5 separate regions of the Homo sapiens genome follow, and regions 2, 3, 4 and 5 are each linked to region 1. The links are chromatin contacts, found by Hi-C or POLR2A ChIA-PET in ENCODE. All regions are on one chromosome and are shown on one strand. The core of a region is the stretch at or near the end of the contact, and the rest is flanking DNA. Distances in the headings are between cores, read along the strand shown.

What was found. A loop is a pair of places that touch in the nucleus more often than their neighbours do. ChIA-PET counts read pairs that join two places held with the same protein, here RNA polymerase II (POLR2A). Pooled maps may share reads with other maps.
Region 2: a map with no recorded cell type shows a loop between it and region 1 (4-fold over the local background). The contact joins the promoter of ZDHHC5 here to the promoter of LINC02739 in region 1. A Hi-C loop is called at or near these places in 7 of 168 maps with a recorded cell type or tissue (CD8-positive, alpha-beta T cell, GM12878, HCT116 and 4 more), 4 of 37 single-sample maps with no recorded cell type and 21 of 50 pooled maps. POLR2A ChIA-PET finds 5 or more read pairs at or near these places in 2 of 52 experiments (AG04449 and HEK293).
Region 3: a loop to region 1 is called in a pooled map, with 4 times the contacts of the local background. The contact joins the promoter of TMX2-CTNND1 here to the promoter of LINC02739 in region 1. A Hi-C loop is called at or near these places in 1 of 168 maps with a recorded cell type or tissue (CD4-positive, alpha-beta memory T cell) and 8 of 50 pooled maps. POLR2A ChIA-PET finds 5 or more read pairs at or near these places in 2 of 52 experiments (HEK293 and T-cell).
Region 4: a loop to region 1 is called in a pooled map, with 6 times the contacts of the local background. The contact joins the promoter of VPS37C here to the promoter of LINC02739 in region 1. A Hi-C loop is called at or near these places in 1 of 168 maps with a recorded cell type or tissue (ascending aorta), 4 of 37 single-sample maps with no recorded cell type and 16 of 50 pooled maps.
Region 5: a map of ascending aorta shows a loop between it and region 1 (7-fold over the local background). The contact joins the promoter of PRPF19-DT here to the promoter of LINC02739 in region 1. A Hi-C loop is called at or near these places in 4 of 168 maps with a recorded cell type or tissue (A673, ascending aorta, chondrocyte and 1 more), 6 of 37 single-sample maps with no recorded cell type and 17 of 50 pooled maps.

The regions. Positions count from the first base shown.
Region 1 is chr11:59,563,873-59,569,798 of GRCh38, forward strand. It overlaps LINC02739 (long intergenic non-protein coding RNA 2739), which reads right to left and starts at 2,258. Exons shown (of 5, transcript NR_187292.1): 1 at 1,143-2,258. It overlaps TRF-GAA2-1 (tRNA-Phe (anticodon GAA) 2-1), which reads right to left and starts at 2,580; the gene lies at 2,508-2,580. RefSeq lists enhancers at 1,552-2,053, 1,899-2,078, 2,054-2,553.
Region 2 is chr11:57,665,163-57,671,088 of GRCh38, forward strand. It overlaps ZDHHC5 (zDHHC palmitoyltransferase 5), which reads left to right and starts at 2,952. Exons shown (of 12, transcript NM_015457.3): 1 at 2,952-3,025. RefSeq lists enhancers at 2,004-2,583, 2,753-3,392, 3,393-4,030, 3,584-3,653 and silencers at 2,784-3,023, 3,274-3,473.
Region 3 is chr11:57,709,676-57,715,601 of GRCh38, forward strand. TMX2-CTNND1 (TMX2-CTNND1 readthrough (NMD candidate)) reads left to right here and starts at 2,848. Exons shown (of 21, transcript NR_037646.1): 1 at 2,848-3,132. MED19 (mediator complex subunit 19) reads right to left here and starts at 2,540. Exons shown (of 5, transcript NM_001317078.4): 1 at 2,288-2,540. The coding sequence starts at 2,504. It overlaps TMX2 (thioredoxin related transmembrane protein 2), which reads left to right and starts at 2,918. Exons shown (of 8, transcript NM_015959.4): 1 at 2,918-3,132. The coding sequence starts at 2,944. RefSeq lists a silencer at 2,171-2,510 and an enhancer at 5,878-5,926.
Region 4 is chr11:61,158,709-61,164,634 of GRCh38, forward strand. VPS37C (VPS37C subunit of ESCRT-I) reads right to left here and starts at 2,718. Exons shown (of 5, transcript NM_017966.5): 1 at 2,683-2,718. RefSeq lists enhancers at 2,181-2,774, 2,775-3,367, 3,108-3,157, 3,168-3,307 and a silencer at 2,358-3,117.
Region 5 is chr11:60,903,930-60,909,855 of GRCh38, forward strand. PRPF19-DT (PRPF19 divergent transcript) reads left to right here and starts at 2,850. Exons shown (of 2, transcript NR_186697.1): 1 at 2,850-2,914; 2 at 5,498-5,926. PRPF19 (pre-mRNA processing factor 19) reads right to left here and starts at 2,656. Exons shown (of 16, transcript NM_014502.5): 1 at 2,435-2,656. The coding sequence starts at 2,453. RefSeq lists a silencer at 2,249-2,348 and enhancers at 2,288-2,875, 2,989-3,108.

The sequences.
Region 1 (5,926 bases), core at 1,008-3,507:
AGACCAGCCTGGGCAACATGGCGACACCCCGTCTCTATAAATACAAAAAATTAACCGGACGTGATGCTGCGTACCTGTGGTCCCAGCTACTAGGGAGGCTGAGGCCAAAGAATGACTTGAGGCCCAGGAGGTTGAGGCTGCAGTGAACTGTGATGGTGCCACTGCACCCCACCCCTGGGCAACAGAACAAGACCCTGTCTCAAAAGAAACAAACCAAAAACACCTTCCTAGTAACATCTAGAATGGCGTTCGACCAAACCTCATGAAAAGTTTAATTCTCTAGTCTATTAGATGATCAGTTGGGGTTTCTTCTTATTGATCACCATTGGACTTTCAAGAGCCCCTCATCAAAATACATCTTTCCACCCAAGAACTCAACGATTTTGGGGCTGAAGCCCCATATCAGCTAGCATATTGGCAAACATTAACAGAAAGAGGAGAGGGGTATAAATAGGCCTAAAAACCATATGGCTGGCTTCATTTTGCCTTTTACCACACTGCGAGTTCTTAGAATGTGACACATGGATCTCCTTCCTCTCCCTCCATGGTCCAGCCTGACTAAAAAGAAGGCACTCCCTAAGTGTGTTTTTCCATTGCCTTGCCTTGAGTGGAGTGGCTCATCTTTTTTTTTTTTTTTTTTTTTTTTTTTTTTTGAGACGGAATTTCGCTCTTGTTGTCCTGGCTGCAGTGCAATGGTGTAATCTCCGCTCACGGCAACCTCTGCCTCCTGGGTTCAAGCGATTCTCCTGCCTCAGCCTCCCGAGTAGCTGGGATGACAGGCGTGCGCCACCACGCACGGTTAATTTTGTATTTTTAGTAGAGACGGGATTTCTCCATTTTGGTCAGGCTGGTCTTGAACTCCCAACCTCAGGTGATCCGCCCGCCTCAGCCTCCCAAAGTGCTGGGATTACAGGCGTGAGCCACTATGCCCGGCTGTGGTTCATCATCTTAATGAGGCTTTCTACTGAAATTCAATCCATATCCTCCGAGTTCCACTGACCTCCGCCCCCATGCCAGACAAGCATGGACAACTCTGGAAGCCTAGAAACTGGTGGATGGCCGATTCCCGGGGTGTTTCCTAGTGATCTCTGCCAGGAGCTTCTCTGTTGGTGCTGATAACAAATTAGCCAATGGATACAAACCTGTTTTGTAAACTGCCAGGTGTTGAAGATCAAACGGTGTCCTCTGAAATTCAGTTCTTCCTGCATACAGCGTCTGGATATCTTTGCTGGGGTGGGGAAGGTGGTGCATAGGGTTCAGAGGGGTGCAAGGATATGATGTACAAGTGACTTGCAATTTGGAAAATAAAAATACAGGGTGTCCAGTTAAATCCAATTTCACAGAAACAACAAATATGTACTTTGTATATTCCATGCAATATTTGGGACATGTTTATACTAAAAAGTATTTGTTGTTTCTCTGAAATTCAAATTTTGGCCGGGTTCAGTGGCTCGTGCCTGTAATCCCAACACTTTGGGAGGCTGAGGCAGGAGGATGACCTGAGGTCAGGAGTTCGGGACCAGCCTGGCCAACATGGTGAAACCCTGTCTCTACTAAAAATACAAAAATTAGCCGGGCACCTGTAATCCCAGCTACTCCGGAGGCTGAGGCAGGAGAATCACTTGAACCCGGGAGGCGGAGGTTACAGTCAGCCGAGATCACGCCACTGCACTCCAGCATGGGAGCAAGACTCCATCTTAAAAAAAGAAAAAAGAAAAGAAAAGGAAAAAGAAAAAAAAGGAAATTAATTGGACGTCCTGTATTTGGTCTTCTAACCCTAGTGTAGATTTAAACTAGAAAGGGCTTCCGATCTCTGTCTCCCGCCCCACCTAAGAGCTGTTCTAGGGTCCTTGTTATTGTTTTTGTTTTCTTTTTTAAAGACAGAGTTTCACCGTGTTGGCCAGGCTGGTCTCGAACTCATGACCTCAAGTAATCCGTCCGCCTCGACTTCCCAAAATGCTGGGATTACAGGCGTGAGCCACCGCGCCCGGCCCCGGTCCTTGTTACGGTTTAAAAAGCTGGACAAAGCCCGTGCGCCGAACGCTTTCGAGGACTTCTTTGGCCAAGAGGGGGCCCGGGCTGTCACCATTCCCGGCAAGCCCGCGACCAAGCAGGCAGCGGAGGCGGCGCAGGCCGAGAGCTCCCGCCCCTCTGACAGTGAGAGAAGGGTCGCAGCGCCCACGGCTGCCTAGAACCCGAAAGAAGAGGAGCGGGGTGCGGGGACACAGGGTTGCTCAAGAAAGTGAGCTATGCGCAGTGCTCCGGAAGAGCTTGTCTCAAACCAGGTCCCAAGTGAGGGCAGAGGCGTAACTTCGTACTGGGCAGTTTAAAAGGTAAGACATATGTCCCCAGTATCCTCCCTCCCAGGGGAAAATGACGATAAGGTTTCCCTTAACTGCCCCAGCCCGCGTGAGAACCCACAGGGTGTTGACCCTGTTAACTGCAGAAAGACCCTGTTAACTGCAGAAATCACATGTAGTGATGACTAACGCCTAAAACGGAAGCGCTGCCGAAACCCGGGATTGAACCAGGGACCTTTAGATCTTCAGTCTAACGCTCTCCCAACTGAGCTATTTCGGCTGCCGTGGAAGACGTTTTTCTTTTTTTCTACATAATTATAATAAAATAGTATTTGTTCCGTGGTAACAAAGATCATATGGATTCAGCTAGAGGTAGGCATTTTACAAATGTTACAAAGGTGATAAGGCAAGGCCCTTGTTTACAAACTGAAGTGATAAATCACTTTTCTCAGGGTTTTTTGTTGTTGTTGTTGTTTTAAGTTCCCTGCAATTTGCTTTTTTCATTTAAAAACATATTATGGACTTTTTTCATGGCAGTTATGTAGACCTATCATACTTTTTAATCCACGTTCGCCAGTATTGGATTGTATGGTTATAACATAATCTATGTAATCAAACTGACAACTATCAGCTTTTTTACCTTTTTCTATATCTCATTATTAAAAACAATACTGCCATAAATTTTTAAAATATACTTGTTTTTCTTGTGCAAAGGCAGATTTTGCAAGGTAGATATATATAAACATTGTGATTTTTACAGATATCTTCAGATTGAAATCCAGGATATATAGAAGAGGTAAGGAAGGCCATTTGTAAAGGCTTCAAATGTAGACTTTCAATGCTACCTCCACATGAGGTAAACATAGAGTCACTGTACAGTATTTGTTAAAAGCATTGATTTGCTAAACCTAGCATTAAAAATATACCTCAATTTTTGGAATACCATCTTGGCATTTTTCATTTTTAAATATATATAGTCAAAAAAAAGAATTAAGTCAGGCTTCCCTCAAACTCTAAGAAGCAAGTTGTGGTTTAATAATATCTCTAATATGCTGATTTTATTCCTCCTCCACCTCCCATTTCATAATTTTCATCTCTTGCATTTATTCACTGAAAAATGTTTTAGCCAGATGCGGTGTCTCTGGGAGGCCAAGGCAGGCGGATCACCTGAGGTCGGGAGTTCAAGACCAGCCTGACCAACATGGAGAAACCCCGTCTCTACTAAAAATACAAAATTAGCCGGGCGTGGTGGTGCACGCCTGTAATTCCAGCTGCTCGGGAGGCTGAAGCAGGAGACTCCCTTGAACCAGGGAGGTGGAGGTTGCAGTGGGCCGAGATTGCGCCATTGCACTCCAGCCTGAGCAACAACAGCAAAACTCCGTCTCAAAAAAAAAAAAGTTTTATATAAACTCCATAAGGCTGTTAGAATAATTCAATGCTTTGTATTCACTTGCTTCATAAATAAGGAGCCAGCATGGACTCATTACAATTTGAAATAAAAGCGCCATGACCTTAGTTTAGAATTTATAAACAATAGGCTTAAAATGGAGGATGAGTATAGACTGTCATTCTCAAGAAAGATTAAGAGTACATCTGAAATGAGATGTTTGTGGCTGTCACGCCTAAACTAGGTGACTTTACAGTTTTTTCAGACTCAAGAGCCTATCATTTGTTTAGCTTAAATTTCACCCTTTTGGTTTCCCTTGGTAGTTGAAGTACGAAAAATTCTAAAATGACCCACAAAACACCCTCCCAGCCCCACAAAACCCTGCATAATCCCTGGGACTATGAAATTCATCATATTAATTTATAACCTGTTATTAGGTGATATTATATAGTACAGGTTACTCTAAAATATGTGATTATCTGGGTGAGCCTGACCAATCACTTGAGCCCTTTAAAAGCAGAGGGTTTTTTCTAGCTGGTTGCAGAAAGGAGTCAGAGACTCAAAACACAAGACTTGAAGATGGAGGGGACCATGTGGCAAAAATATACGGGCAGTCTCTAGAAGTTGAGGGTGGTTCTCAGCTGACAGCCAGCAAGGAAATTGGTCTTCAGTTCTGCAACTGCAGGAAACCTAAGTTGGCCAAGAACAAGAATGAGTTTGGAAGCAGCTTTCCCCTCAGTGCCTCCAGATGAGAACTCAAGCTGGTCAACTCCTTGATTTCAGTCTTGTGACACCCTGAGTAGAGAACCCAGTCACATCATGTGGGACTTCTCATCTACAGATGAACGGATAAACCGTGAATGGATAGAACAGGTGTTGTTTTAAGCTACTGTTTATAGTAATTAGTTATGCAGCTATGGAAAATTAATACCGTAGTATAGACTTACCATAGGCTAGGTATATTAATGACAAAGAGTGGATTTAAGTCCTTTTCCGGTCACTTACTTGCCTATGTTCTTGAGTCATTTACTTGTCTATGCTTAAGTCGGTTTCTTTTCTTTTTTCTTTTTTCTTTTTTCTTTTTGAGACAGAGTCTTGCTTTGCTGCCCAGGCTGGAGTGCAGTGGCACGATCTCGGCTCACTGCAACCTCTGCCTCCCGGATTCAAGCGATTCTCCTGCCTCAGACTCCCGAGTAGCTGGGACTACAGGCGCCCACCACCACGCCCGGCTTGCTTATTCATTTATTTATTTATTTATTTATTTATTTATTTATTTATTTATTTATTTATTGAGACGGAGTCTCGCTCTGCCACCCAGGCTGGAGTGAAGTGGCAGGATCTCAGCTCACTGCAACCTCTGCCTCCTGGGTTCAAGCGATTCTTCTGTCTCAGCCTCCCGAGCAGCTGGGACTATAGGTGTGTGCTACCACGCCCAGCTAATTTTTGTATTTTTAGTAGAGACGGGATTTCACCATATTGGCCAGGCTGGTTTCGAACTCCTGACCTCGTGATCCACCCGCCTCGGCCTCCCAATGTGCTAGGATTACAGGCATGAGCCACCGCCCCTGGCCCTGGCTAATTTTTGTATTTTGAGTAGAGATGGGGTTTTGCCACACTGGCCAGGCTGGTCTCAAACTCCTGACCTCAGGTGATCCACCCTCCTTGGCCTCCCAAAGTGCTGGGATTACAGGCATGAGCCCCTGCACCTGGTTCCAGTGTGATACACACATGCACACATACATACATATATATAATTTATATATACATATGTGTATATGTATAAAAAAATATACACACACACACACATACGTACACACATATATATGTAAAATACCTGGACCCCATCTGCAGAGATTCTGATTCAATTAGGGCTAAGGCAATTATGTGTGTGTGTGTGTGTGTGTGTGTGTGTGTGTGTGTGTGTGTGTGTGTCTAAAATTGCCCTAGCCCCTAATTGAATAGAATCTCTGCAGATGGGGTCAAGGTATTATATGTGTTTTAAGTTGGCCAGCTGATTTTATGTGCAGGCTCTCTCAGTCTCTCATTCCTCGGTTCTCACAAAAATGCCACTATGATATGTTAAGACCCATTTTCTAAAATTGCTTACTCGACTTCTGAACAGGCACATCTTACAAAGCATGTCTAAAAATGAACCTGTTGGGTGCAGTGGCTCACACCTGTAATCCCAGCACTTTGGAAGGCCGAGGTGGGAGAATTGCATGAGGCCAGGAGCTTGAGA
Region 2 (5,926 bases), core at 1,702-4,201, 1.9 Mb before region 1:
GGCAGATCACTTGAGCTCAGCAGTTGGAGACTACCCTGGCCAACATGGTGAAACCCTAAAAACACAAAAATTGGGAAATGCATGTTCTAGCTTTCTGTGTGCTTAGGTGCCCATGCTACTGAGGGTCTAAGTCCAGGCAGCCGAAGAGTGTGGTGAGCAAGATGAACAAAGATGCGCAGATGAGAGAAGCCATTAACATATTAAAGTAATTTAAAGTTTGGGTGGTCTGGATATCATACTGTTTTAGCCTAGATTTTACTCTGGATACTTTTCAGAAGTAGCTGGCACTTTAAACCATATGTTCTATTAAACGTTCTTTCCAAGAAATATCTTGAGTGATCCCAAGGAAAACTGGACAAGTGGAATCTCTGTCTTTCAACTTTGGGATAGTGATTATACCTCTGTTAGTGCTCATCCACCTAACAAAGCTTGGCAATCCAAGTTAGTATCCCAGGGGAGTTTAGTTTGGTTGGATGGTGGAAGACTGATTTTTTTTTTCCATTTAGCACTGTCTAGCCAAGAGACACCACTATTTACAAGTTCTTAGACAGCTGAAAGGAAAATAAAAATGCCTAATTTGTGGAGGAAATCAGGAAGTCTAAAAATCCAAGAAAAATATTGCAACAGAAAAATGAAAGCTGACTTCATCTTAAAGAAACATGGCTTACAGGTAGAAAATGCCAATATCAGGCCGGGCACTGTGGCTCACACCGGTAATCTCAGCACTTTGGGAGGCCGAGGTGGGAGGATCATTTGAGGTCAGGAGTTCCAGACCAATGTGGCCATCATGGTGAAACCCCATCTCTACTAAAAATACAAATATTAGCCAGGTGTGGTGGCACATGCCTGTGATCCCAGCTACTCAGGAGGCTGAGGCATGAGAATTGCTTGAACCCGGGAGGAGGTTGCCATGAGCTGAGATCGCGCCACTGCACTCCAGCCTGGGTGACAGTGTGAGACTCCCTCTCAAAAAGTAAAAAATAAAATATCAATATTGTATCTTCAATAATTTACCTTTCATATGGTCTAAAGAGGTTTTTGTTTTGTTTTGAGACGGAGTCTTGCTCTGTTGCCCAGGCTGGAGTGAAGTTGTGTGGTCTCGGCTCACGGCAACCTCTGCCTCCCGGGTTGAAGCAATTCTCCTGCCTCAGCCTCCCGAGTAGCTGGGATTACAGGCTCCCCCGACCATGCCCGACTAATTTTTGTATTTTTAGTAGAGGGAGTTTCACTATGTTGGCCAGGCTGGTCTTGAGCACCTGACCTCGTGATCCGCCTGCCTTGGCCTCCCAAAGTGCTGGGATTACAGGTGTGAACCACCACGCCAGGCCAGGTCTGTTTTAAAAATATAAAGTCGTTATAAAGAACTCTCAAGTGTGTTGCAATAAATGCTGGATTGACGCTGTTAACAAGAATAAACTAGAACTTATAATATATGCCATGTCAGAGAAGGAACTAGATTCCAGAAAACAGAAGGTAGTTCTCTTTTACCTTACTGCCTAATGCTAGTGTCAGAACCACAGTAAAGCCAGCAACATTTGAGACCAAACCCGAGGACAGTCCTCAGGATTTTACAGGTGAGGGGCCTCGGCTTCAGGGAAGTGGCTTGTGAAACACCTTTTTGAGGGACCATTATGTAATAGCTAGAGTTGCTTTCGAAAAAAGAAATAGCCTCGAGCCGAATGGGGAGAGAACATGGGGCATTGCTATTGGGTTCACAGCTGTCTTGGGCTAATCAGGGCAAAGCGTAGCACTATGACCTATGCAGAGTTAGCTCGCCAGGGACAGTAGCTATTCTAGAGAACCTTTTGCTTTTAGCTTTGTATTCTAGGATTGGGTGAGGTGAGGGATGCGGGCGCCCATCCCACGTGTGACAGTGGGAAACTAATGGAATTCAGGGAGTTCACTTCCCGGCTCGCACTCCGGGGGCGGGAGGGTGCTGCCACCGCCTCAGGTCGCGCGCTCCTTAGGCTTCCCTCTCACGGTTAGCGCTACGGCTCCAAGGCTGGCGCCTGCTCTTCTTCATCTCCCTCCCCGGCCCTTGGCAGGAGCCTCGCCCTACATTGGCTCTTCAAGTCCGGGCGTCCCCTTCATGTGGGAGACACAGCCCAGACCATTCCATCGCCCTGGATTCTGCCCGGACCAGCGACCTCGCCGGACTGAAGATTTCTCCAGCAAGATTGTTTTAAATAAAGTTTTTGCCATCAAAAAAAAAAAAAAAAAAAAAAAAGGAGATGGGAAGGAGAAGAGGGAGGCCTAGTCGCCAAATGGTTGGCCAATCCGCCGCGAAGGGGCTGAAGCAGGAAGCGGCGATAGTCGTCGGTAATTGGCTGCGCTGGAAGCCTGTCTGGACTGTACCACCTCAGTAGGAGAGGGGTTGCTGAATTCGAGAAGGTAGCTGCTTGCTTTTGAGTACTTCTAGTACACACACATAATTCTTTTCTTATTTCCGGGGGTTTTTGCTTGGATTCAGTGGGAATACAACAGGACGCAGGAGAAGGGAAGACTCGCCTGGCCATTTCCTCATTCCTGACTCCTGTGCATTAGGCCAATCCTTGTCTCTTAGTTGTCCCCGCAACCCCACGGCCTTACGTGCGCGCTCTCGTCTTCTCGCGTGCGTACGTCGTTGTGTTGCTGCAGCCAATCAGGCCGCGAGGTCGCCGCGGTCGCCAGGGTTCGCGCGCACGCCCCAGATCGGAGTCGGGGTGGGGGCTATGGGTGAATGGGAGAGTGAGCGGGGTTGGGCGCGGCAGCGCGAGCCGCATGAATGAGACAAACGTGCGCCGCGCGAGACGTCGCGCGAGCCCGGACTAGGGAGCCAATGGGAACGCTGGAAGGGTTCGAGACCCGGCACTGAGGGCAACGGCCGCGCGCCGGCTCCGAGACGAGCGACGCCTGGCGGGAGCGCGCGGCAGCGGGGCGGGCGTGGAGCGTGCGGGGGCCGCGCGCTGCTTCTCTGAGGCAGGACGGCACTGCCGGGAGGCGGCGGTGACAACGACGGCGGTGGTGACGGGCACCGGGCTCGCGGGTGAGTGCGGAGGACACCGGTCCCTGCGGAACCGGAAGTGCCGTACCAGCGAGGTGGGAGGGGAGGGTGACCTCTAGGGAAGGGGGACCGAAGACGGGGAGGGTATTAAGGCCCTATTTCTCCTCCGGGCCGGGTCTTCCAACCGCGGCGGGACCCATGGGCCTTGGAAACGGACGACGAGTAGAGGCCGGGGATCCACGACCGCCAGGGCTCGGAACGGGTTAGAGACGGCCACTCAGCTCGAGACCGCGGTCCCCGGTGCCTGGCGCCCAGCCGCCGCCCCTTCCGCCCCCGGCCCTGCGCCCTCGGGCTCTGCGGTCCCCGCAGCCCGCTCTCTCAACCTCGGTGGGCCTGGCCGCCGTGGATTCCTTCTTTTCGGTTTCAGCGGTCGTCAGCCCTGCCCCAACGGGTGATTCTCCTTTCCCCAGTCCCGTGGTGGGGACCGGGTGCTGTTTCCCTTTTACCGCTCTGCGGTTCGAGTCCCTCGCTCCACTCTGCTGATACTTATTTTGGCTCAAGCTTCATCCTGTTACCTGTTCTCTCTCACCCGTCCGCTTCCTCCTCCTACCGCCACCAGCCGAGTGCTCCATGCGTTTAGTACTTTGTACTTTTTAAAGTGGAGCCCGAATGCGTTTGTCAATATTTTACCTATATTTGGGGCAGGCAGGTGGAAAGTGTTTTACCCACTTGGCCAAATGAAACACTGAAATAAGAAGTAAGAAAGTTGCTAAAAGTTAGGAAGGCAGTTGTAGGATCACATATACGTTATACGCTAGACTATTTTTTGCCTTGGATTCTTCACTTCCTGGTTAATGCCATCTTGACCAAGTTGATCTAACATTTGCATATCATCCTTCTATCTCAGTATACCTCTGTCCTGGATCAAATATCTTCAGAATGCTCATTATCACCCATTGTATAAACTTAATGTTTACAAAATTATATTGCCATGTATTTTGCTACCTCGGTATATAATGATAACACCCACATTAAACTTCTTGGCTCTTTCTCCCATACCTTGACATGTGAATTATTCCATGGTACCTCCATTACTGTGCATTTAGATTTACTCTATTGTACTGTTACACCGCTTATTTCAACAAAAAATAGTTGTGTTGTCCTTGGTACTGCTGGTATCCACCTATTTAAGGAAATACCTGTATTAAACCTTATTAAAGCCTTCAAACCACATATCCTGTATTGTTTGTTTTACATATACATATTTCCATTTCATAGTTTACTCTGTGCCTCAATATGGCATACATATTACTTTTTTTCTCATTTTTGAGACGGAGTCTGGCTCTGTCGCCCAGGCTGGAGTGCAGTGGCTGCTATCTTGGCTCACTGCAACTTCCACCTCCCGGGTTCAAGCGATTCTCGTGTCTCAGCCTCCCTAGTAGCTGGGATTTCAGGCATGCCCCATCACGCCCTGCTCATTTGTTTGTATTTTTAGTAGAGACAGGGTTTTGGTATGTTGGCCAGGCTGGTCTCGAACTCCTGACCTCAAATGATCCGCCCGCCTCGGCCTCCCAAAGTGCTGGGATTACAGGCGTGAGCCCCCGTGCCCAGCTGGCATACATATTCTTGTATACTTTTTTGATACTAGTATGGATTCAAACTGTTGACTCTGATGAACCATACTCACCCTTGTGGTTTCATCCTAGTATCTGCAGCACATTCTTTTGCTAAGAATTGGTTCATCTTTATTTATACCCAATAAATTGTTAGGTTTTTGATTTCCCTTCTACTGTGTAGCCCCCAAGCATCTCAGATGCTGTTCTCTTTTGTGTTCCCAGTATTATACTCCCAAAATTGCATGGCCTTTCATGACTCTGTATTACTATGTCAATATTAGTCCATGTGACTTTTTTCCTGTGGAAAATATATGAAACAATATATAGTATCTAAATGATATTCTACTCTAGATAAAATTTAAGTAGTATAATTTTCCATCTTTTCTAGTCTTTGGGATTTTGAGGGAAAAGTTTGCTTTAATAGTACATATTGGCTGGGCAGAGTGTCTCACACCTGTAATCCCAGCACTTTGGGTGAGGAGGCAGATCACCTGGAGGTCAGGAGTTCGAGACCAGCCTGGGCAACATGGTGAAACCCCATCTCTACTAAAAATACAAAATTAGCTGGGTGTGGTGGTGCCCTCCTGTAATCCCAGCTGCTCGGGAGGCTGAGACAGGAGAATTGCTTGAATCCGGGACTCGGAGGTTGCAGTGAGCTGAGATCACACCATGCACTTCAGCCTGGGTGACAGAGGGAAACTGTGTTTCAAAAAAAAAAAAAAAGTACATATTGTCTACAAATCAAGAGTTTGCTTTTGTTAACAAAGTTACTGAGGCCTACATTCCAAATGTTAGGCTTCCATTCCTGTAGGAAACTGAGAGTTAAATAATCATTAAATCAGGGACTAGAGAGGATTTATGTTTTCTAGGACTATAACAGTTTCTTAGAATCTTTTGGCGCTCACTGTATTCTAATACTGCTGTTTGGCCCTCTGAAACCCTAATTTTAAAGAGAGAAATGAATCGTAAGGGAAGGCACCTTTGCCTTCCATGCCATAGGTGAGAGAGGAAGTGGTACATTATAGGGCACATTTATATTTTGTTATCTGAATCTTCTGATTTTTTTTTTTTTTTTTTTGAGACAGAGTCTTGCTCTGTTGCCCAGGCTGTAGTGCAGTGGCTCACTGCAACCTCCGCCTCCTGGGTTCAAGTGATTCTCCTGCCTCAGCCTCCTGAGTAGCTGGGACTACAGGCGCCCGCCCGGCTAATTTTTGTATTTTTAGTAGAGAAGGGAATAAAACTACTTTCTTTTAAAATTCTAACTTAAAATTTTTGGCTTGCAGATTCCAAGTTATCATCTCTGGGCAGGTAGTGGATGAAAAGGTAG
Region 3 (5,926 bases), core at 1,598-4,097, 1.9 Mb before region 1:
ATCTTCCTAGGTAGCTGAGACTACAGGTGCATGCTGCTATCCCTAGCTAATTTATTTTTATTTTTTGTAGAGATGGGGTCTCATTATGTTGCCCAGGCTGGTCTCAAACTTTTGGGCTCAAGCAATCCTCCCACCTCAGCCTCCCAAAGTGCTGGGATTACTGGCGTGAGCCACAGCGCCTGGCCCTGTATTCAATTTTTCAACCCTGTCAGCTCTACCTCTAACATCCTGTATCCATTTACTTCTCTATGCCCTGCTATGCTCTGGTTCAAACCATTATCTTTCCTGGACTACTGAGCAGTAACTTCTGACTAATTTCCCCACTTTCTATTTGTCATGTGGCTGCTTAAATGATTATAAACAAGTGCATTTGACCAACTTCCTATGTTAAAATGGCTTTCCTTGGCTGGGCACAGTGGCTCAGACCTATAATCCTAGCACTTTGGGAGGCCAAGGCGGGAGGACTGCTGTTGGCCAGGAGTTCAAGACCAGCTTGCGCAACACAGTAAGACCCAGTCTCTACAAAAAAATTTTAAGTTAGCCAACTGTGGTGGTGCATGCCTGTAGTCCTAGCTACTTGGAAGGCTGAGGTGGGACGACAGCATGAGCCTAGGAACTGGAGGTTACAGTGAGCTATGATTATACCACTGCAGTCCAGCCTGGGTGACACAGTGAGACCTTGTGTCTATAAAAAAATTTTTTAAATGGCTTCCTTTTGTATTTACAATCTAAATGCCTTTACTGCTTTATAAAAGCCTCTGCCTAACTCTCCCAGCTTCATCTCTCTCCCTAACACTCTTTCCTTTTGTTCACTTCACTGGAGTCCAACTGATTTTCTGTCCCTCAGATATTCTAAGCTTTTTCTCACATCAGGGTTTCTGACCTCATTTCTTGTATCTACAATTGTCTCTCCCTCCTGTCCATACATGGCTGGCCCTTTGTCTATGCTTACATTTTAGTTCAAATGTTAGCTATGTGAAGAGAGCATCTCTGGCCACTCTAGCTAAAGTAGTTCTGCCCCTCAATTTTTTTTTTTTAAGAGACAGGGTCTCATCTGTTGCCCAGGCTGGAGTGCAGTGGCACAATCTTGGTTCACTGCAGCCTCGACCTCCTGTGTTCAAGCGATTCTCCTCCCTTAGCCTCCTGAGTAGCTGGGGCTACAGGCATGCATTACCACGCCCGGTTAATCTTGTATATTTTGTAGAGACTGGGTCTCGCCATGTTGCCCATGCTGGTCTCAAACTCCTGGGCTCAAGGGATTCTGCCTCGGCCTCCCAAAGCGCTGGGATTACAGGCGTGAGCAACGCGCCTGGCCACCTTCAATTTTTATCATGTTTTCTTTTCCTAGCATTAACCACTTTCTGACATTATCTTGTTTACAATGCCTCCTCCACTGAAATGTACATCCCAAAAAAGGCAAGCATCTTGTCAGTCTTGTTCACAACTGTCTCCAGCATTTAGAAAAGTGCTTGGTACATAGGTACTCAACAAAATAATTTTTTGAATGAAGAGTTTGGTTCGATTCTTATCCCTTTTTTGATCAGACCAGGAAATGCCGGAACCTTAGAAGGAAGAATGGCAACTTGCCCCAAACCAATAGCAAGTCTGTGGGAGACCTGTAACTAAAACTTTGGGTCCCCAAAGATATTAAATCAGGCCTCTCGAGTTCCAAACTCAAACCCTGGATTTTGTTTGTTTTGAGACGGAGTCTCGTTCGCCCAGGCTGGAGTGCAGTGGAGCAATGTCGGCTCTCTGCAACCTCCGCCTCCCGGGGTTCAAACGATTCTCCCGCCTCAGCCTCCCGAGTAGCTGGAATTAAAGGTATACGCCACCACGCCCAGGTAATTTTTGTGTTTTTTGTGGAGACAGGGTTTCATCATGTTGGCCAGGCCGGTCTCGAACTCCTGACCTTAGGTGATTCGCCCGCCTCCGCCTCCCAGAGTGTTGGGATTACAGGCGTGAGCCACCGCGCCCAGCCCTAGGTCATTTTTTAGAGAGACATAAACCAGTGTCAGGGACACAGCCTGGACATGGTGCAAAAGACAGTAACGGAGATGCACTACGCCCCTGCCCGCCATTCATCCCTTTGGTTGAATTCAACTCATCCTGGTTGAATTCAAGTCATCCCTCTGCTTGTGAATCCTAACAGCGCTTCCGACTTAGGGCTCCACAGTCCGGGTATGCGTTGCCTAGGTTACCTCGCACCTCCGCTAGCCGGCTGAGAGCCACGCCCATCACCTCCTCTCTAAGATTTGATTGGCTGGCTTTGGCAAGGCCGAGTACTCACCTGGCAGTTCCCTCATGAGGTAAAAAGGGCCACAGCCAGCTCCTGACTTGTCCGCGCCAGGAGGAGCCGTGGCCGCGGTGGGAGGCGGGGCCGTGCCGGGTCCCCCGCCCGCAGGAGGCGGTGGCGGGGGTGGAGGCTTTCCTGGTCCGAAGCCGAGTGCGGTTGGGGGCGGTGGTGGGTCAGCCTGAGCCCCAAACAGTGCCGTGAAATTCTCCATCGTACCCTCCGCCCCGGCGCTGTCTCCGTGTCTGCCGTTGGTAATTTTCATTGGACAATGCTTTCAAGGAGTACCCCCCCGCCCTTTCTCAAGGAGCCGCTTGTCATTGGATGCCTCAGGCACCGCCTACCTTTTTTCAACAACTACTTCCGTCGCCTTATGAGAACGTTCAGGAAGTGCTATTTAACCTTATTAGAGTCTTCTGCTAGCTCTGCTTGCTACAGTCCAATAAAATGACTTAGGCGGATAAAGCGACAACTAGACTAACCAATAAAATATTAAGTTCTTTTTTGGGTTCTGACCTACCACAGCGTTCAGAGAACTACATCCGGGTTTAGAGGCCGTACGTTTGCGATATAGCCCAATAGCAGTCGTTATGGTGGGGGAGGCGGGGCGAGACCTACGACGCCGGCGAGCAGTGGCCGTTACGGCCGAAAAGATGGCGGTCTTGGCACCTCTAATTGCTCTCGTGTATTCGGTGCCGCGACTTTCACGATGGCTCGCCCAACCTTACTACCTTCTGTCGGCCCTGCTCTCTGCTGCCTTCCTACTCGTGAGGAAACTGCCGCCGCTCTGCCACGGTCTGCCCACCCAACGCGAAGACGGTAACCCGTGTGACTTTGACTGGGTGAGCCTCCCGCGTGTTAGTACCCCGCGACCTTGACTGTCCCTGCCCTTGCAGGTGTATCTGGGAACCCTGGGGTTTACCTCTCTGAGGACACCTGAGGTTCCGAGCCTGTAGCGGACTTAGAGACTATTAAGTGCAGGGTCCGAACCATCATCGAGTCTAAACTTTGTGTTTAAGATGGGAAAACGGAACATGTTAGTCGTAGCCCATGCACAACGGCCCAACAGCTTTTGACTGTTGAGTCCAGGTTTCTTTCTGTTTCACCATTGAGACTAATTAACAGCCCTATCAAAACTGTACATACACGTGTATAACGTTTTACAGTGCCGCTCATTATGTAAAGCCTCCTGAGGAGCCAGTAAGGTAGACAAGGCAAGTAGTAATATTCCTGTTTCATTGGTGAAGAAATGGATCTCGGTATATTTAGGTGACTTGCCCCAGGTCATACAACTAATGAGTGCCTGGGACTTGAAACTACTCTTCTGGCCACACTACCTGCACAACACTGTCAGCCGCTTCTTAATTCAATAAACATTTCTAGAGTGTACACTCTAGGCACTCTGCTTGATCCTGAAGATGCGAAAGTGGATAAAATTTGGGGGCTACTGTAAAGGAATTGTAAAAAATACGTTGTAAAGAAATCTTTGGGATTTCTTTGGGAAGTGTCCCAAGCTCCTTGCTGTGCTTCCTTGGTATGGGTGGAGGGACTGCTCGGAACATAAACTTAAAGCACTTTCCCTTCTGCCATATAGCATGTAGGGGCCAAGGAAAAGCTTCCCCTTTGCTCTCTGAGGGTTTGTTGAAAAATCAACCGACAAAGGGCACATTAATAGGAGAAAGGCATAGAAATTTTATTTTAACGTGCATAGCATGAGGGAATTGCAGGAGAATGACCCAGTGGGGTACAGATGCTTATATACCCTCTTTCATAGGAATATGGGAGATGGGAAAATGTGGGTGATTTTAAGGTGGATCGTAAATGATTTTTAGGGTGATTCAGTGGCCTGGAGAACATACAGTGGCCTGGGACAATGACTGTTGGGCCTGCAGAGCAGACAATGGTTTCTGACAAAAATCTGTCCAGGTGTGTTGACAGGCTTCCATCTTTCTTCTTGTACTGAAGTAAGTTAATGAAAACTCAGGGAAGAGACCAGAAGTAATTGTTGTCTTCTTTGACAGGTCTGGACTTTAGGCAGATAAGGTAGTTATCAGAGTAAAGCTGCTTCCAGTATCTGCTGGTTTCCAGGGACCTTTAATTTAAAATGATTAGCATACAGGATGCCATATTTTGGGGTGTGAGTCCCTGGTCTTCTTTATTTCCTTTGTCTGAAACTTCCTTAGAAGTTTCACTATAAGCTGAGTTGGTGTCTGTGGAGAGAGAAATCGGGCTAGTAATTGAGCGGCAAAGGATCCCATTAAACCAGCCTCTCATTTTGGGGGATAGTCCAGTTCAATTAAATTGTTGTGTCTCATTTCAGAAGATGGCATTGTAGATGAGTTCTCAAAGCTAGGCCTCTGTATATGATGTAGGCAAACAGGTATTTAATAAGAGAGACATTTCTATGGAACAAGACAAACAAAGCTTAATATCTGGTATAGTCTATAAACTAGTTTCTTTAGAGTCTGGAGGGCAGTCAATTGGGAAGATTAATAGCAATCTATTTTCCTAGATTGTAGGTTGTGTGTAAAGTTTGTCCAAATATAAGCTTTTGTGGTGATTTTTTTTTCAAAGTCACGTTGACTAGCTTTAGCTGGTAAGGCCTTAGGAAAAAGGCAGGGTTTTTAGTTTTTTGGATTTTTTTTTGAGACAAGGTCTTGCTCTGTCATCCAAGCTGGAGTGCAGTGATGTGATCATGGCTCACTGTAGTCTTAACCTCCTGGGCAAAGCCATCCTGCCACCTCAGCTTTCCAGGTAGCTGGAACCAAAGGCATGCACTACACACCTGGCTAATTTTTAAAAATTTTTTTTCAAGGTGGGGTCTCTTGATGTTGCCCAGGCTGGTCTTGAACTCCTGAGCTCAAGGGATCCTCCTGACTTGGCTTCCTAAGGAGCTGGGATTTACAGGTGTGAGCCACTGCGCCAAGCTAAAAAAGGCCGTTTTAATTTTTAGTGATTCTAAGTCAGAAGAGTGGGTGAAAAATGGAAAACATTAGTCTGGAGGTTAGCAATTTTATGAGTCCAGTTTTATTTTCATTAGACTTTGGAAATTTTTACCCAGTCCGGTGATACAGTTTCAAAGTTATCAGAAACCTTTATTTGTCAGCATTCTTCCCATGCTTTCCATGATCCTCCTTGAAAATAAGACACTTGGCCAGGCATGGTGGCTCACATCTGTAATCCCAGCACTTTGGGAGGCTGAGGCGGGTGGATTTCCTGAGCTCAGGAGTTCGAGACCAGCCTGGCCAACATGGTGTAACCCCGTCTCTACTAAAAATACAAAAAATTAGCTGGGTGTGGTGGTGGGTGCCTGTAATCCCAGCTACTCTGGAGGCTAAGGCAGGAGAATCACTTGAACCTGAGAGGCAGAGGTTGCAGTGAGCCAGGATCGTGCCATTGCACTCCAGCCTGGGCAACAAGAGCAAAGTTCTGTCTCAAAATAAATAAATAAATAAAATTAAAAAAATATATTTTATATATAATATATATGTATTAATGTGCTTTTAATACTAAAGCTGATTTTAATAAACTTTACAAACAAATCTGTCTAATCTTGATCAGCTTTGACTAGACAAGATAAAATTTCCATAAACCTTTTATAACCTCTTAGAATTTGTTTTCTTTTTTTTTTCTTTT
Region 4 (5,926 bases), core at 1,468-3,967, 1.6 Mb after region 1:
CTCTCTCCTCTCCAGCCCATCCTAAGCCCCAGGGGTCCTACTTGTCAGCCCCAGCTAAATCAAGACAAACCTGTTTGATATTTGCTTAAGTCTTTCACATAAACCAGTAAAGGAAGATAAAGAGGTGAGATATGAATTGGAAGGAGCACCTACTAAGTAAACATGCCTTTACAGCTAGCAAAACCTCAGACAGTGCTGCCATTAGACACCTCTCTGTCATTCGGTAAGCACCTGGGAACAGACCAAAACCTTGTGGAAACGCCACATCCTTCAAGGACACTTCTAACAGAATTTCCACACAACAGAGATCCAGCTGGATTAAAAGAGCTAAATCCATTAAATCAGGTCTTGAGTGATCTAATTTTGTCAGCCTGGAAAACCCCTACTATTACTGGCCAAGAGTGTCCAGAAATGATTCATATGGCTAGTTAACCCAAAGGCTTTTTAAGGGCAAATTAACAAATTTCAAAGCAATAAACAAAAAGAAAACAAGAATCCTCAGGAATAATGTCACTTCCAAGCTACCAGTGGCCCAGCAAATCTACAAAGTTCTTAAAGGCAGTGTTTCCCAAACTTGCCTTACCGTAAGAATCACCCAGTGCATTTGTTAATAGATTTCTGGGCCCTCCTCCAGACAATAGCCCAAGAATCTCTAGAGGTGGAGCTCTGTATTTTTAACAAGCATCAGAAATTATTCTTAAGGTCCAGCACCTTTGGGAAACTAAACGGTCTGAGAGGCAGTATCACAGAGTTAAAAGCACATTAACTTCGAAATAAGACTGATGGGTTACAAATCTCACTTGTGGCCAGACGCAGTGGCTCACACCTGTAATCCTAGCACTTTGGGAGGCCAAAGCGGGTGGATCACCTGAGCTCAGGAGTTCGAGACCAGCCTGGCCAACATGGTGAAACCCCGTCTCTACTAAAAAATACAAAAATTGCTTGCAGTGAGCCGAGATCCCGCCACTGCACTCCAGCCTGGGCGACAGAGCGAGACTCCGTCTCAAAAAAAAATAAATAAATAAATAAATAAAAAATACAAAAATTAGCCGGGCGTGGTGGTGGGCACCTATAATCCCAGCTACTTGGGAGGCTGAGGCAGGAGAATCGCTTGAACCAGGGGGCGGAGGTTGCAGTGAGCTGAGATCACACCACTTCACTCCAGCCTGGGCGACAGATCAAGACTCCGTCTCAAAAAAAAAAAAAAAAAAAAAAAAAAATCCAAACTTGGCCACTTACTGGCTGTGTGACACTAGCCAGGTTATCTAACATCTCCGCAACTCACTTCATCTGTAAAACGGGATCATCACCTATTTGGACATGTTCGCAAAATTCGGTATGTTCAGAAAGCCCTAGAACAGTGCCCAGCATATGAAGCCAAGCAACAAATCACAGCTATTGCTACCTGCAAAACAGCGGCCAGAAACTGCTCAGAAAGTCTACAATGAAAATGTTCTACTTAATGGAAATTACAAAGGCACGGAACCACATTTCCAAGATAATCTAGGTAAAAGGCTTTTCTGGGCACTATGACCGCAAAGAACAAAGACTCAGTTTAGCGTCCAGTATTTTCATTGCAACAGTCCCCGATCCCACCCGGAACTACAGAGTTCAGGTGTCTGCAGGGTTGCAGCTTTGGACAACAAAGTAAGAGTCTTTCTTTCCCCAGTTCCTCGGTCACCACCACCTCCAGCTCTAAGGCCAAAAGTCACAGAACTGAGAGTCTGGTGGCAGCATCTTGGTGCATTAGTAGGAAATGGGACTCCTGGAGCCAATAAAGAGGGTGGAAAAGGCCTTAGGCAGCAAGAGAACTGAGGTACCGCTGGAGCGAAGGGAAATGAGTGGGAAGTTTCTGGAGCTGAAGACTGACATTCCCAGGGTAAGTGAGCCCAGACAAGGTGTAGCTGGGAAAGCACTGCCTCAGCTCAGCGACTAAAACCCCAGGTTGTAGAGTCCACTCTGCCAGTAACTCACAAAACACCTCCAGTTAACTCCTTCTCCCATCCGTAAAGTGGGAAATCGCCTCATCGGCTGAGGAGGAAATGAAGAGGAACCAGGCATATAATGGGTATGTATACATCAGTGCCCTTTGCGCCCAGAGGGTCCCGGGGTAAGAAATGTTCAGTGATGCTGGGAGGTCCAAGTCTGAGTCCTGAACAAAGCCAAAGCTGAAACTCCCATCTCTCAATGCCCTGGAGAAAGGGCACAAGCCAGTAAGTCACAGAGCAAAGTCCCTCCAACCTCCCCTCTGCCACTCGTCTCCCGCGTGCCCTCTGGCAAGTCGGACCCTACTCTTAGGCCTCAGCTTCCCCATCTATACAATGGGCTAATTGGCTCTAATGTCATCAGAATTGTGACCGCAAGATGCTCACATATGGGACGAGGGCCTGCAGAGACGCAGAAAGGAGGGTGGCGGTGAGTGGTGGGGCGGAACTGGAGGTGCGACCCGCCGGGGAGCCGGGGCGGCGCCTCGCGCTCTCCCTCCCTCCCTCCCACCGCGAGGGGCAGGGGCGCCGGCCCCCGGCGAGAGTCACGCGCCCCTCGTGCCCAATCACCGGCCTCTGCCAGGATGAGGCGGGCAGGCGGGGGCGCTCCGGGAGCCACGGCCGGCGCCGCCCCCACCGTCGTCCTCTGCCCCGCCCGCCTGCGGCAGAGCCGGGACCCTCCCCAGTCTCCGCTCACCTGCCAGGGCCGCCGTCGCCGCCGCCACCGCGGGTTAAACCGCAGCCGCGCCCACACTTCCGGGGTCCGCCAGGCCCGCCCCCTACCGGATGTGACCCCCTTGCAACGTCCGGCGCCCCAGTGGCGCGCGTGCTCGCCCCGCGACCCCGTTGGCCGCCCCGCCTCGCGCGCCTCTGAGTTACCACGACATCGTGCCACACACACACGCTCGCGGCCGCCCGGGCCACAACCACGGGAGCGCCCACGAGACCCCTCCAGCGCTCGCCGCACGCCTCGGCCCCGCCCCCGGTAAGAGGCCCCGCCCACTGGGCGGAGACCAGGCCGCTCTGGGCTAGTGCGCCGGCGCGGACGTCCGCCGCCTTCCGAGTGGCCAGCGAGGACTCGCTCTGTACACAGCTCGATCTTGGGAGGCTTCTCAGAGGGACCCAAAAGGAGGGGGAAGCAGATGGAAGCCCAGAACCTAGGAGGAGCCCCAGATGGGCTGAGCTCAGACTGAGGAGCCCCAAGGCCACCACACACTCATTTCCATTTACTAGTTAATCTCTTTCCCCCACCCATTCATTCTACAGAATTACCAGTATTCCCCATCTCCTCCCTTCCCCCCTGGAAACAGGAGAGTCCAGCATAATAAGGAAGCCCCCTCTGCTCTAACCCTTAAAAAAAGGAATCTGAAGTGACCTGATGTTAACTAATCAGGTGTTTTTTTTTTTTTTTCTATTCTGTTCCCTTTCCCACCTATGAAACCCACTGCTCTGCTATTTCCCAGGGGAATTTGAGACCAAATAAGTCTATTTACAATGGTAACTGATGTCAATGTCTAAAGTTTCCAACCTCTCAAAATCAAGAGGTTGACCAAAAGGGGAGAAGTGTCCAGTTTAGCCTAAAGTTGTCTCCTGGCGTATCTTAAGTTTGTCCTAAAGGTTTCTCCGTACATAGTGAACTGGATCCTACTCATACCAATCACAGAGTTTCAGCCAATCACAGGCAGCCACCTGTTCAAACCTTGTTCCAATAAGGCAAATGTCAATCTGTCATTGGTAGGGAACCAAACTGGATCCCTTTGCCCTCAGAAAGCCAAACACCGAAGTATCAGGTTTTTGTAGAGGGAAAGATTTGTTGCAAGTCAACTGGGAAGGAGACATGCTCAAATCTGTCTCCCCAAGCCAGGGGCTGTGACAGGTGTTATAGGCAGAGGGTAATGAGCAGTGATCTGATTGAATCTTGCAATAAGCAATGATCTGACTGGATCTTGCCATGGGATGATGCCATGGCTCAATCTGATTAGATCATGGCTTATACCATGTATCTACTTCTTAATTCTGTTCCGGTTCTTTGGTCTGAGCATTTAGGTTGCGCCTGTGGTTGCATGCTTGGTTCTTCTGGGCACGCTCAGGTTACATAACTTGCAACCTGGGATCATGGCAACTGAAAAAACAACTCACCACTTTATTACACAAAGTTGAACCAGATGGGGCTGGTTCTGCGCTTACATAACTGGTCCAACTGTTTCTGTACCTCGCTTCTGTTTTCTGGACATCTATTTCCTTTTTCTTTTCTTATTTTTAAATTTTAATGATTATTTTTTAATAGAAATGGAGATTCGCTATGTTGCCCAGGCTGGTCTGGAACTCCTGGACTCAAGCAATCCTCCAGCCTCGGCTTCCCAAAGTGTTGGAATTACAGGCATGAGCCACCACGCCCAACCTGCTTTCCGTTTTCTATCCCTAAATGTTATCCAACCACCTGGCAGCCTCAGAGTCACTCTGAACCTATTCTGGTTCTGGGGGCTGACTGATTCACAAATCATTATTTGCTCAATTAAACTCTGTCAAACTGAATTTGTCAAAACTCCTTCTTATAACAGAAGGGGTCCATGAAGAAGGTCAGCTGCTGACCCTTCTGAGACACTGGTGACTCCTTTGAGCGGGGGCATGTTGGTTTTGCAAACATTTCACTTGGTACAGAATGTCAGAGTGACTCCCATTGACAGCACCTGTTTGAAAGCTAGGTTGAAATTGTTTCTGAGGGTTAGGGAGGGCCAGGGCAGATGACCTTAATTTTTTGTCATAAGCCTTTTTGTGCTATGTGATTTTTTTTTTTTTTTGAGACGGAGTTTCTCTCTTGTTGCCCAGGCTGGAGTGCAATGGTGTGATCTCTGCTCACTGCAACCTCCGCCTCCTGGGTTCAGGTGATTGTCCTGCCTGAGCGTCCCAAGTAGCTGGGATTACAGGCGCCTACCACCACACCCGGCTAGTCTTTGTATTTTTAGTAGAGACAGGGTTTCACCATGTTGCCAGGCTGATCTCGAACTCCTGACCTCAGGTGATCCACCCACCTCGGCCTCCCAAAGTGCTGAGATTACAGGCGTGAGCCACCACGCCCAGCTGCTATGTGATTTTTAACTCTGCATGTGTTTCATTTCTGAAGGAAAATAATTAGGAAACACTATTGATGGATTAGCTTGAGTTTATATCCAGCAATCTCTTCACTGATTAGTACCATGTTGGAAGGTGGGACATGGACATGATGGCTGGAGCAAGTGTAGTCATCTTGAACCATGAGGCGACCATAGGAATAGAGGCCACACTAGTGGCACAACAAAATAGAAGGAACCTGAGCCCTGATTCCGTAAAGGACCATGACACCACTGGACGGCTGCCTCTGGGCTCTGTGTGAGAGGGAAATAAACCACCTCGTGTCACTGTTGTTTTGGATTTTCTGTCACTTGTGCCCTTTAAGTCTTAGACTCTACTTCTGGAAAGCCCCTATATCCTAAGACTGGGTAACTTCCCCCCTTGTATGTTATTCAAACACCCCACCCTTCAGCCCTTTCTTAGCATTCTCTACACTTTTCTGTAGTTGACCTTTCACTCCCCCTAGATAGTAACTTCTCTAAGGACAGGCAGAGACTCTATTTTATACATCATTTTATGCAGATGCTGGAAACTGCTAACGCTAAAAAAAAAAAAAAAAAAGAAGAAGAAGAACTTGTGAATGTGACAGACACGATGATTCTACCAAGGGTGTTGAGGGGAAATGACACACTGCTGCCTACGCTCTCTCTCCGTGTCCTAAGTCGTTGCCACATTATCTTCTGGGGCCACAGGGTGCTGGCCCTCCTGAATAACCAAAGATAGAGAATTAGGACGAAGGAGGGAGGAAGAGAAAATTGCAGGAAATTCAAGTCATGGGAGGGAAGTGGCATTGGGAAAAAGGGTGCTCTTTCTATTTGGTTCCTGCTATT
Region 5 (5,926 bases), core at 1,600-4,099, 1.3 Mb after region 1:
CTATTAGCCCCAACAAGACTAGGCATCCTCACACTCAACTAGCAGAAAGCAAGACATTTGACCCTAAGCCAGTTCTGTACTGGCCCCAGAATGCTTTCCAGCTATGGAACTACCTTTTCCTTTAGTCTCCTGACTGAGGAGATAGTCTCCTGACTATCTGACAATCATATAGTCAACAAATAATTATTAACAACTACTATGTGCCAAGCACCTAGAGAATAGCAGTCCATTATCACCACCTCATATCTGAACAATGATTGTGTACTCTATGAATACAGTTTACTCCATGACATGGAGATACACATGAAGCCATTCAAATCCCTGCCATCCATCTTAGTCTATAGCTCCAGACAGATTATCAAAGAAATTATAAAGTCTGAGAATACAGGAATAACAAACTCAGTTTCTCCTATTCTCTGACAAAACAAAATACTTCTGTGACCTCAGATGTGACCATCTGGGTGTCCTCCAATTCAATTCTGACACCAGGTACCTGGAGATAGTGTCAGATCATACAGGTTGAGGTCTCAGTCCCACCAGACTCCCCGCCCCTTCAGATGCCAATCGCAAGCCCCAGGTTGTTTGACCTGTTCTTCTGATCTACCAGCTGTAAATCAGGGTTCCCATGACCTCCTTTTTGGGTTCAATTAATTTGCAACAGTGACTCAAACAATTGTGGGAAACACTTATGTTTACCAGTTTATTGTAAAGGATATTACAAAGGATACAGATGAAGAGGAGCATAGGATGAGGTATGGGAGAAGTACAGAGCTTCCCATGCCTTCCCTGGGCACCCCACCCTCCAGGAACCCCCACATGTTCTGCTATACAGAAGCTCTTTGAATCCTGTCCTTTTGTATTTTTATGAAAACTTCATTACAAAGGCATGATTCAATAAATCACTGGTCACTAGTGACGACTTCAGTTCCTCTCATTTCCCCAGGTAAATGGGGGGTAGGACTGAAAATCCCAACCTTCTAATACCCTTTAGTCTTCCTAGGTGACCAGTCCCCATCCTGAAGCTATTGAGTCTACCAGCTACCAGTCAACTGATTAGCGTACAGACACTTATCACCTGGAAGATTCCAAGGAGCAAAGTGGCAATCGCTACAATAAAAATATTTAAAAATATTTACATGGCACATTTGCATGGCACATTTCTATGTGCCAAGCACAATTCTAGGCATACAGTACAGTAATTCATCTTCACAACAACCCGCAATAGAGGTATCATTTACACTCTTGCCTGCGTAGACTGTGCACCCCTTGAGGATAAGGATTACAGCTGGTCTCTCACTTCCAGTACAATGCAGATGCCCCCAGGGCACTCGGTAAACATCTAACAAATGAGTGAACCATGCCAGGAAGGATGGTGCTGGGGAACGTAAAAGAGAGCTTCCCGAAGATTGGAAGGAAACAATAAATGTGAAGGTACTTTGCGAGCTGTAATTTCTTCAAAGTGAGGGATTCCTTTTCCATCATTTCCCTTCCTTCTTCCCCCTCTTTGGATCAATGTACAGGTTCTGAGAAGAGAAGGAAGTGAATAGCAAAAGGGAGGGGAAACGAGTAATCTGATGAAACAACGAAAAGGGAAAGGAAAATGTCTGTACGTCATGATAAAATATCAAAGGGAAAGATAGTGGAAGGTATGAAAAAAGCATGGATTCAGGGTCCAAGATCCGTGTCACCTAACTACGTCACCCAGCTCTGCCACTGACTAGCTACGCATCCTTAGATAAGCCCCGCTCTTCCTGCGCCTTGCATCCTCATCTGCAAAACCAGGATCTTTATTTCTCCTTTAGGGAATTCTTGTGAGGATAAAATGAGATCATAGACTTGGAAGCGCGTTGTAAACCAATAAGGGCTTATAAATGTGCGCTGTTTTTATTAGTCATACAGTGTAAGGCTGGGAGCCAGATACCTGGCTGCCAGCCTTGCCTCTACCTCTAACTCATCATGTGACCTTTGCAAATTGCAAAAGCTCCGACTATCCGAGCGAGGCCTCGCAAAACATCCACTGCAATGCTCTCGATTTTGCAGATGGGGAAACCGAGGCCCAGAGCCTTGAGCCAATTCATAAAGCCAATGGGAGGCGGACCCTGGACAAGACCTCGAGTTTTCTGACTCCTACATTAAGGCTGCTTCCCTTGCACCAGCTCTCTCTGTCCAGACCTGTTTCCACTCTGTAGAATGAGGCGACCGGCCTCAGTAATGTCTGCGACAATAAACCTCAGGCACTATGTAAACTGCGGGGCACTGCGCAAATGCACCCCGCTCCGACGGGGGGGGCTCCGGTGCTGACAGGCCGCCGCTCGGCCTCCGGAGCGCCCCATTCCCGCCTCCACCCCGGCCCGGGCGCCGCAGCGGACCGCACACGCTCCCGCGCCGCTCTCTGGCCTCCTGAGACCCGCGCTTGGCCGCAGCCAACACTCACTGGAGCAGATTAGGGACATGGCGCCGTCACCGTGCTCCGAGGCGCCACACGCCGGGCTCCGGGACTAGCTTCTGAGCCTCCGCGAGCCACTTCCGGTCCCCCGCTGCTGCCGGGACTGCTCCGCGGCGAGCTGGGAGCCGCCAGCCGAGCGATGCTAGCGTAGCGCTTCACGTGGGAATGGGGACAGCCGCGCGCCACAGCCTTCAGCACCTAACGGAAATTGCCCTTTCCCAGAATGCAGCCGGGCAGGAAAGGGCCCGCCACGAACACTCGGTTATTTCCGGATTGACTCGGCTCGTTCCGTAAAGCGCCGGAGGATTGGCTGGGGCGTCGGGAGAGAGGAGGCTCGAAACTACATTTCCCATGACGCAGTGAGAATTTAAAACCAAAACAATTGGACAGCACTTGTTTTGACAACTGTGCGGCACTGTGCCACGGGACCCTGGTCTTTGAAACCTTGGCGTGCGCGAGAATTTCCCAGTGAGTTTGTTAAAATGCAGATTCCTCGGGTCTGCGTAGACAGACTGTGCCCCACGCTTTTCTAAGTCAGTTGTTTCTCGGGCTACCCTTTAAGAGACACTGCTGGATGGCCTGGTGAAGAAAATACAGAAACAGATGGGTACAAGAACTAAGAAAACGGCTAAGAAAGTGTTTTGGTCCTGACTACTACCATTTCGCTCTGTGATTTGGGGCAATTCACATTGCCCTTTCTTCTTTGTCAAAAGACAAAATCACAACAAACTTAGTTCAAAGATTTTTTTTTTCTTAAGAGACGGACTCTGGCAATGTTGCCCAGGCTGGAAGGCAGTGGCTATTCACAGGTGCGGTCATAGCAATCATGGCTATCACAGGTGCATCCTGGAACTCCTGGCCTCAAGTGATCCTTCTGCCTCAGCCTCCGGAGTAGCTGGGACTTAAGGTGCGATTCTATAGAATTGGGCAGTGCCTCATACTATAAAATATAATGGTTGTTCCAATGAGCTGAACAGGAGAACTTGGTTTTATAGACAGAAAAGGACTGAGGAAAACAGGAACAGAGAACAAAAAGCGGATTGGTCATTTGGTAATTTCAAAATTACTTTTCTTGTAAAGGTTAAAGTGGAGGGGACTTATCATGCCACCTAAAACTTGCCTGTTTGGGAATTTAGCTCCCCCCTACACACACACACACACACACACACACACACACACACATACACACTCAGAAGGTCGTAAAGATCTTCGTTTCAGCTTATTGGCGTGGAGCTTCAGCAGGACTAACTCTTTTTAGCTTGGTCTGTTAGGCCTAGCAGAAGAGCTCAGTCCAAACCAATGGCCTCCTATAAATTTCTTTATTTTGTATTTTGGATTTTGTATTTTCTATTTCTCTTCCAGCTCAGATAGTGTATGATTCTTTGTGGATATCTGTAAGATAAGATACTCTCAGGAATCATGCAAAAGACGTGGTGTGGACTGTAAGGTATCAAGACAAAAGGGCAGGATGAACAGGATGTGAGTGAGAGGGACTTTGACAGGTGGGCAGTATTCAGAGGAGAAGGAGAACGAAAGGCATTCCGGAAGAAGAAACAACGTAAGCAAAAGCTTGGAGAGAAAAATAAAAGTTACAGGTACAAAAGGCAATATGGCATAGTGGCCAAGAGCATGGACTCTGAAGTCAGACTGTGTGCTCAAATCCTAGCACCACTCAGGTGATTGGCAGTATGAACTTCTCTATGCCTTAGTTTCCTCATCTGTAAAACAGAGGGAGTGATGACAAGGGTAGAACTAACTCACTGAACTCTTATGAAGAGTTAATATGCAAAAGGGCATCTCATCTCTGTCTTGCACCAACAAAGTAACTTCCCACTTGTTCCTTGCTTCCAGCCTGGCCTCCTCCTCCTAATCTACTTTCCACAGAGCAGACAGTGATCCACTTTGAACGAAATATCTATTCATGTTATTCCCCAGGCATTTCATTCATCCAACAAATATTGATTGGGTGCTTCCTATGTGCCAAGCCCTATTGTAAAAACTGGAGATAGAAAAGGTCAACAAGAAAGACACAGTTTCTGCTGTCTTGGAGCTTACACTCTACTGTGGGTGGTGGGAGCACAGAGACAATCAACACTTAAGAAGAAAATTCCAGAGTAGTAAGTGCTATGAATACAACAAATCAGAGCAAGGTAGACAGAGGTGCTGGGGATTGGAGGAACGGCTACTTGAGGCAGGGCACTTAGAGAGTGCATCACTGAGGAGCTGATTTTTTTGCTGAGAACTGAATGAGGGTATGGAGCAAAAAAGTTTCCCCTCTGCCCTCTAAAGATTTGCTGAAATTAACTGACAATCGACAGAATAACAGGAGAAAAGGCATACAAGTGTATTAGTGTGTGAGTGTGCACAGGAGTAATACAAAATATGAGGCTCAAAGAAGGAACAGGTGGCTGATGCTTACTTAAATGGCACCCAGGAAAGACGGAGATGGGGGAAATGTAGGCAATTTTGAGGGCTAGCAAATAATTTTTAGGGAGGGCTAGCAAATAATTTTTAGGGGAAATGAATGAGCCCCAAGAACAAACAATGCCTTGGGACAAAGTTCTTATGAGCTCTGGAGGAGGTGGCAACAAATTGTGGGAAGGTGAGGGGCAGAACTCCATTGTGAACAAAGGTTGTCTTATTATGCACATAAGGTCTCTCAGGTAATCTGTTAGAGCTCCCATCAGAAGAATAGATTAAAAGTCTCTCTAGGTGTAGTGGTGAGTTGGTGACTTTTAGTTTTTATTCTTCTCCAGTGGTTAATCTTTCCTGGTTATTTGATGAGTTTCCTGTGGAGGGAGATTTGAGACAATTGCATTTCTTCTGAAAGAAATTTTCTCAGTCAGATAAGGGAACTTCTAGAGAGAGCTTCTCCCTGTACTTAGGGTGGGGGTCAGGGGGCAAGAGAAGGTTAGAAAGTCCTTGGTTCTAAGGCAGCTTCTAAGACCTTCCCATTTCTTTTCATTCAAAAGTGCTCAGCATGCTGTAACCTCAGGACCAATCCAAACTGGGCCTACTCTTTTGATAACAGAATGTCATGTTCTCTTGTAGGTATGACAGAGCCAAAACTCCAAGTCATGTCAGTAGGGCATGCCCAATAGAAAATGCTTTGACATCTAACAACACCCAGAACCAATGATTCCTCCCTGTGGTACCAAGAAGACCTAGACATGATCGGAACCTAAATGCTGGAACTCTTTCAGGAGCAAAGGGTCTGTTGACCAGAAAGATCCAGGGGTAAAATCCACCTCAACATACCCGTGTAGTCAAATTTGACACCCTCCAATCAGACCCTGCCAAGCCAAAATTCCTAATACGTTTCCTTGCCATCTGTATTAGTCTGTTTTCACGCTGCTGACAAAGACATACCTGAGACTGGACAATTTACAAAAGAGGTTTAATTGGACTTACAGTTCCACGTGGCTGGGGAAACCTCACAATCATGGCAGAAGGCAAGGAGGAGCAAGTCACATCTTACAT